Regions from separate parts of the Homo sapiens genome. Here region 1 is linked to region 2. Evidence: chromatin loops called from intact Hi-C (ENCODE). Cell type or tissue: GM12878. All regions are shown on one strand. Links, peaks and the distances in the headings refer to the core of each region. The heading gives the core; the rest is flanking DNA.

What was found. Peaks named below come from ENCODE experiments on the same cell type or tissue, not always from the same donor. Only the 100,000 strongest peaks of a DNase experiment are listed, where the experiment ranks them.
Region 1: it touches region 2 in a loop (5-fold over the local background); 3 of 110 quality-filtered maps call a loop at or near these places.

The regions. Positions count from the first base shown.
Region 1 is chr18:9,868,725-9,871,641 of GRCh38, reverse strand. No RefSeq gene overlaps it. Among named protein-coding and RNA genes, the nearest start is that of TXNDC2, 16 kb to the left of the region's middle. RefSeq lists an enhancer at 1,456-1,615 and a cis regulatory region at 1,322-1,924. In GM12878, for the core only: no CTCF peak of the experiment used is centred there; a DNase peak (open chromatin) is centred at 1,521.
Region 2 is chr18:9,943,604-9,946,520 of GRCh38, reverse strand. All of the region lies in intron 4 of VAPA (VAMP associated protein A), which reads right to left. Among named protein-coding and RNA genes, the nearest start is that of VAPA, 31 kb to the right of the region's middle. In GM12878, for the core only: no CTCF peak of the experiment used is centred there; no DNase peak of the experiment used is centred there.

The sequences.
Region 1 (2,917 bases), core at 285-2,784, 75 kb after region 2:
ACTGAGTGTAGAGAAGAAAAATGACATTTTAATACTAGACTCATGATGTTTAGTGCAAAAAATGCACTGTCTCTGGTGAACACGATTTGACCCTAACTTATAGGCTAACCTGCTGCCCCCAATTCTATGGTGACTCTGATTCCTCCTGGGGAGATCCAGGAAAGCCTCCTAAAATTGCTTCCCAGCCTCCGACGCAGGGTGGTATATTGCCAGGCAGAGAGGAGCAAAGATGGATGGCCTTCCAGTTAGGAGAAAGCAACCAGGGTGTGATGTGGGCAGGAGCAGGGACCCTGGGCAGCGATGGGGCCAGGATGGAGGCTGGGCTAAATGAAAGGGGCATTTCACCACAGGTTACAGAGTTGCAATTTTACTTAATTTGCAATAAGAGACTCACAGAAAGTTTTCAGGAAATGATACGATTTGCTGTGTACCTACATCACTCACTGCTAGCATATTCTATGCTAGCTCTGAGAGCCAAAGATAACAATCAAAGAGATCTACTGAGAAACTATCACTATAATCAAGATAGAACATATCAAAAGCCTATGCTAGGACAGTGGAAAGAAGGAAAAAAGGTTTGAGAAACTCAGAAATAGAATTTCCATGGTTTGGTCAGTGCTTGAAAGGAGCTGAAACTGGCTCTCAAATTTGAAGCCTGAGCCTCTGAGAGAATGAATGCAGCGCAGGAATGGCATTGTTAACAAGGTGCAACACTATTTGCATGCAAGAGGGGACTTCAGTACACCCATTCCGCAGCTGGAAATCAAGCTCTGATCTCTGGAAAGCAGTCAGGCTAGACAACAGTGTAGAAGCCAGACACCCAGAGGCAATAGTTGAAGCCATAAAGTTGGATGAAATCAGAAGGAAGGTGTACTGAGGAGAAATAGGAACACACGTTTGCAGGAAGTACCTGCATTTAAGCTCTAAGAAGAGCCAGCAAAGGAAAATGAAAAGGGCAGTAAAAGAAGTGCAGAAACCACAGAACCAGCTTCTGGGCTGGAGAAGGAGGGTCCAGGAGGGAGAGAGGGGCCCACAGCTTCACCTGCCCTCTGAGAGTGGAGAGTGGAAAGAGGGGATAGGCTTTGAAAGTGCAGAGCTGGGGGAGGGACTGAATTCAGGCGAGCAGTGACTAGATGATCAAGTGAGTACATCATGATTCTCATTTAAGAATTTCTTTAGTGAGAAGGGAAGAGAGGGTGGCTTGGAGGAGGAAAAAAAGACAGCTGATCAAAACTAGAGAAGATTTATGCATATAGGTAGGTTGATGGGAGGGGTAAAACAGTGCATGGGTGATTTTAAGATGAAAATAAAAACAAATAAGCAAAAAGCTTGGGGCGTGCCTTAGCAATGAGAGAAAAAGCACGCACACATCCAGAGAGAAGTGAAGTGAAGGAGAACCGAGAAAGCTGCCACCTATGGTCTGCCAGGCCCACCTGGGGACACCAGTTTGGGCACTGGGTTCTCAGAAGCTAATTCAGGGCATCGGGCCCTACAAAGTCAAGATGGCTGGACCTTGATGCATGAGTCATTTCAAAAAAGCCGGTTAAGAACTTCACTGAGGGTTGAGTAATGGTTTCAACATCAAGGTCAGGGACACAGAAAAGATAAATGAAGCTGCCCAAACGGTAGGGTCAAGGAGAGTCACCCCAGCAGTTTTGGATCAGACCTTCCCATCAAAGCAGCAAGTCTCCTTTAATTGGGTGATTCAGCATTTCCAGCCTGAGCTGGTTAACCCTTAACTCCCCTGTCAAAACTTCCTCTTGAGATGCAACAATGGGTTTTGGAATAGGACATAGGACGGACCTCCGCATGAATGCACTTGCCCTCCTTATGTCCCTTAAGCTCTCCATGCTCCTTCTGTAAAAGGAGAACAATTTCACATCTATCTCAGATTTGTTTTGCGGATAAAATGAGATACAGTTTGAAAGTAGCTCCTGGGAAATTTTCATTAATCATGGATCTCCTTTTCTTCATTCTTTTATTATGTGCAGCACTTATAATGAGAGGAAAGAAAGGAGAAAACAGTAGTAGCTGATCTTTGACTTTTGTCTCTCTTGATCAGAAAGTCTTGGGTAATTTACTTAACCTTCTGTGTCTGGGTTTCCTCACTTGTAAAGTGGAGATAATAGTGTCTGCCTCATAAAGGCTGTTGTAAAGATAAAAAGAGATAATATGATGTAAAGCCCCTAGAACTGTGTCTGGCACATAGCAAGCCCCTGTATTCATGTTGGCTGTTACTGTTTTTGAGCGCTTGCTTGGTGCCAGGGCCATAACAATTCTTCTGTAGCATAAACCCCATGGCTCCACTTGGGAGGCACCATGAGTGTGTCACCTTCCATGTGAATAGCATTCCCAAGAGCTGCCTGGGGCTCCCCGTGTGAAAGCCTCATCACACACACCCTCTCACTCGGTCCTCAGGACACACCTGAGGGTAAATACCACACGCTGACAATACTTTATACTCTGGGGGCAGATGTTTTCAGAACTCAGAACTTTGGATTTTACAAAGTAACATAGTATATCTATCACAGAACATTCCAGCAGTCAGCGGGAGGATCCTATCATGAAACACAGTAGTATTTCTGCAGCTAGATATACAAATACTCACTCCTGGTTGGATAAATAACTATTATAAAGAGCATCACGTCAGTTCAGGTTTGGTCCTGCTGCCAAATGAGTCCATGTCAAACTCAGGAAAAAAAAAATCTGTTTACAAAGCTTTTGGATTCTAGAAGTGTGTATGTGTGTGCATATGAATTACTACCTGCATTTTGCATATGAGGAAACTGAGGCTTAGAGGGACCAATCTGCCAACGGTCTCACTGCCAGCAGATTACAGAGCTGGGAGTCAGACATGAGTGGTCTGACTCCAGATGTCTTAATCTGCACACTGCATTGCCTCCCAATAAAAGAAAAA
Region 2 (2,917 bases), core at 171-2,670:
TACACTAACACTAACACTAACTAATGAGCTATTAAAAAAAAAAAATCACACAAAAAAAAACTCATAGTGTTTTAAGAAAGTTTACGAATTTGAGGTGGGCCGGATTCAAAGCCATCATGGGCCACGTGTGGGCCGCAGGCTGCAGGTTGAATAAGCTCAGTGTAGATTGTTTCGATACACAAATACTTACCATTGTAGTACAGCCACAGGCTATACAAGTCTGTAGCCTAGGAGCAAAAGGCAATACCATATATAGGTTTTTGTAAGTACACTCTATGATGTTTATACAACACATCACCTAACAACACATTTCTCAATATATATCCCCATCCTTAACAGATGCATGACTGTACTTCTGTATTCTTTTTTAACCATCAGAATTTCAGTTCTAATATCCCAAGTATTTTTACTGGGGGTTAATTAGAAAAAGAGGGAACTAGGAATTGGAAATACAAGAAAAAGTTTGCAAAGAAGCCTTGGGAAGAACAAAGGAGATAAAAGACATAAACGTGGGCCTACATTCTTACAACTAACAGGAGTGATGGATAAAAACGCACATAAAGGGAGTTAAAAGGCTAAAGTCAAGAGTACTGTCATAAACCGAGAGAGGCAAAATTAAGGTCTTAACCTATGAATTAAGAGACAGGATTTAAGTAACAAAGTTACCTGAAGTTTTTTTTTCCCACTCTAAACAGCCAATTTACTGTTTCTTTAGGATCATGACTCCCAGAAGTAAATAATTCCCAATCACAAAAACAAAAAATTATTAAACATTTAGATAATTTTTTAAAGCCTTAGTATGCATATCATCTGCAAAACCAAATCAAAGTATAAACAATCTGTTAAAACTGTGGGGTTGCCACATGTGGTGGCTCACGCCTATAATCCCAGGACTTTGGGAGGCCAAGGCAGGTGGATCACCTGAGGTCGGAGTTTAATGAGACCAGCCTGGCCAACATGGTGAAACCCCATCTCTACCAAAAAAATACAAAAATTAGCCAGGCATGGTGGCACGTGCCTGTACTCCCAGCTACTCAGGAGGCTGAGGTGGGAGAATCCCTTGAACCGGGGAGGCAGAGGTTGCAGTGAGCTGAAATTGTGCCATGCACTCCAGCCTGGGTGACAGAGCGAGACTCCATCTCAAAAAAAAAAAAAAAAAAAAAAAAAAAAGAGTATATTCCCCAAATCTCAAAGAAAAAAATTACAGCAACTTCATAATGTTCACACTTATACTGTCCTGCTCACTATATAGATTTTAGTTAAGTTCAGAAGTTTTTTAGAACAGAATAGTTTGTATGCATGATTTTTAAGTGCTTTGTAGTTTTATTGTAATTTTAGGCATAGTTCAATTCTATCTACTTCATACAACATACTCACAATACCACTTATCTGCTAGGTATCTACATTAACTTAACCATTGACACTAGTAGACTCCTAAGTCTGTTAACTCCCTATAACAAACCTTCTGTTTCTCCTGTTTCAACACACTGAGTCCCCTGGGGTCATCCTTCGTGTGATAACTGGCAGGTGTTGCAACTGTGTTGTTGATGCTGCTCATTGAAGTGACAGTCGGAGCATTCCCTGGTGGAGTTATACCCTGAGATGGCATGGGAAACATATTCTCAGATTCTCACCGAACTCTGATTTCTTCTGCATGATATTGGGAATGACTGACACAGAAAGCATTAGGCTCTAAACATTAACACTTTATAAAAATGCATTAATGCATAAGAAACAATACTAATAATAGCTATGTTAAAGCAAAAGTAGTTTCTGAACTCGCTTTTTGTATTTCCCAAACAAAATTAGTTATAATCTACTTGCATTACATGCACCTATTAAATGTACATACTTTATTAAAATTTATGCCAGCCTTACATTGTTTTAAAATGAATACCATCTAATTCTTTGTGGCTTTTAATGTTTACTAATTAATAATTGTCAATAATCTGAAAAACAAGCACTTGTATGTCTTCTTATCTTTGATAACACTCAATCTGAACAATTTCATAAACCTCTCTTGTACTTAAAGCCTATCCCCCAATACACTCACTCTCTCACACACATCCCAGGCCAATAAACACTTAAAGACTCATATAACCATTAAGTCCATAGTTCTCTTCCTTTCTTTTCAAATTCCTTTAATAGATAAAATACTGTATTATACAAACAGGTGGGAAAGGGATTCCCTAATTATACTTACTGATACCCCATTTGTTCTGTCTCAACAGAAAATAATGTATATTCAACCATTTTATGATAAGACCCCTGAAATCCCTTTATAAGACCCCTGAAATCCCTGTTCTTTACAGCCCCTCAGTCTTCATTTAAAAAAAATCAGTATTTTTTTCTAGAAAATATGTCACCTTCAAGGTCAGGCGCGGTGGCTCACGCTTGTAATCCCAGCACTTTGGGAGGCCAAGGCGGGCGGATCACAAGGTCAGGAGATTGACACCACGGTGAAACCCTGTCTCTACTAAAAATACAAAAAATTAGCCAGGCGTGGTGGCGGGCACCTGTAGTCCCAGCTACTCGGAGAGGCTGAGGCAGGAGAACGGCGTGAACCCGGGAGGCGGCGCTTACAGTGAGCCGAGATCGCGCCACTGCACTCCAGCCTGGGTGACAGAGCGAGACACTGTCTCAAAAAAAAAAAAAAAAAAAAAAAAAAAAAAAAAAAAAGGGAAATATGTCACCTTCAAATGTCAGATGGAGGACATAAATGAAATGCAATACATTTAAGAAATTTAGAAAATGTCAGAGTTAAGGCCTCAAAAATTTTTTAGAAGTGAACACAAAGAACTGAATAGGTCATAAAACTTCAAAAATAATAAAACCACATTTGATCCTTAAAAAATAACCACTACCACTAATTGGACATTACGTATATACAGAGCTGACAATCCAAACAGAGCTAATA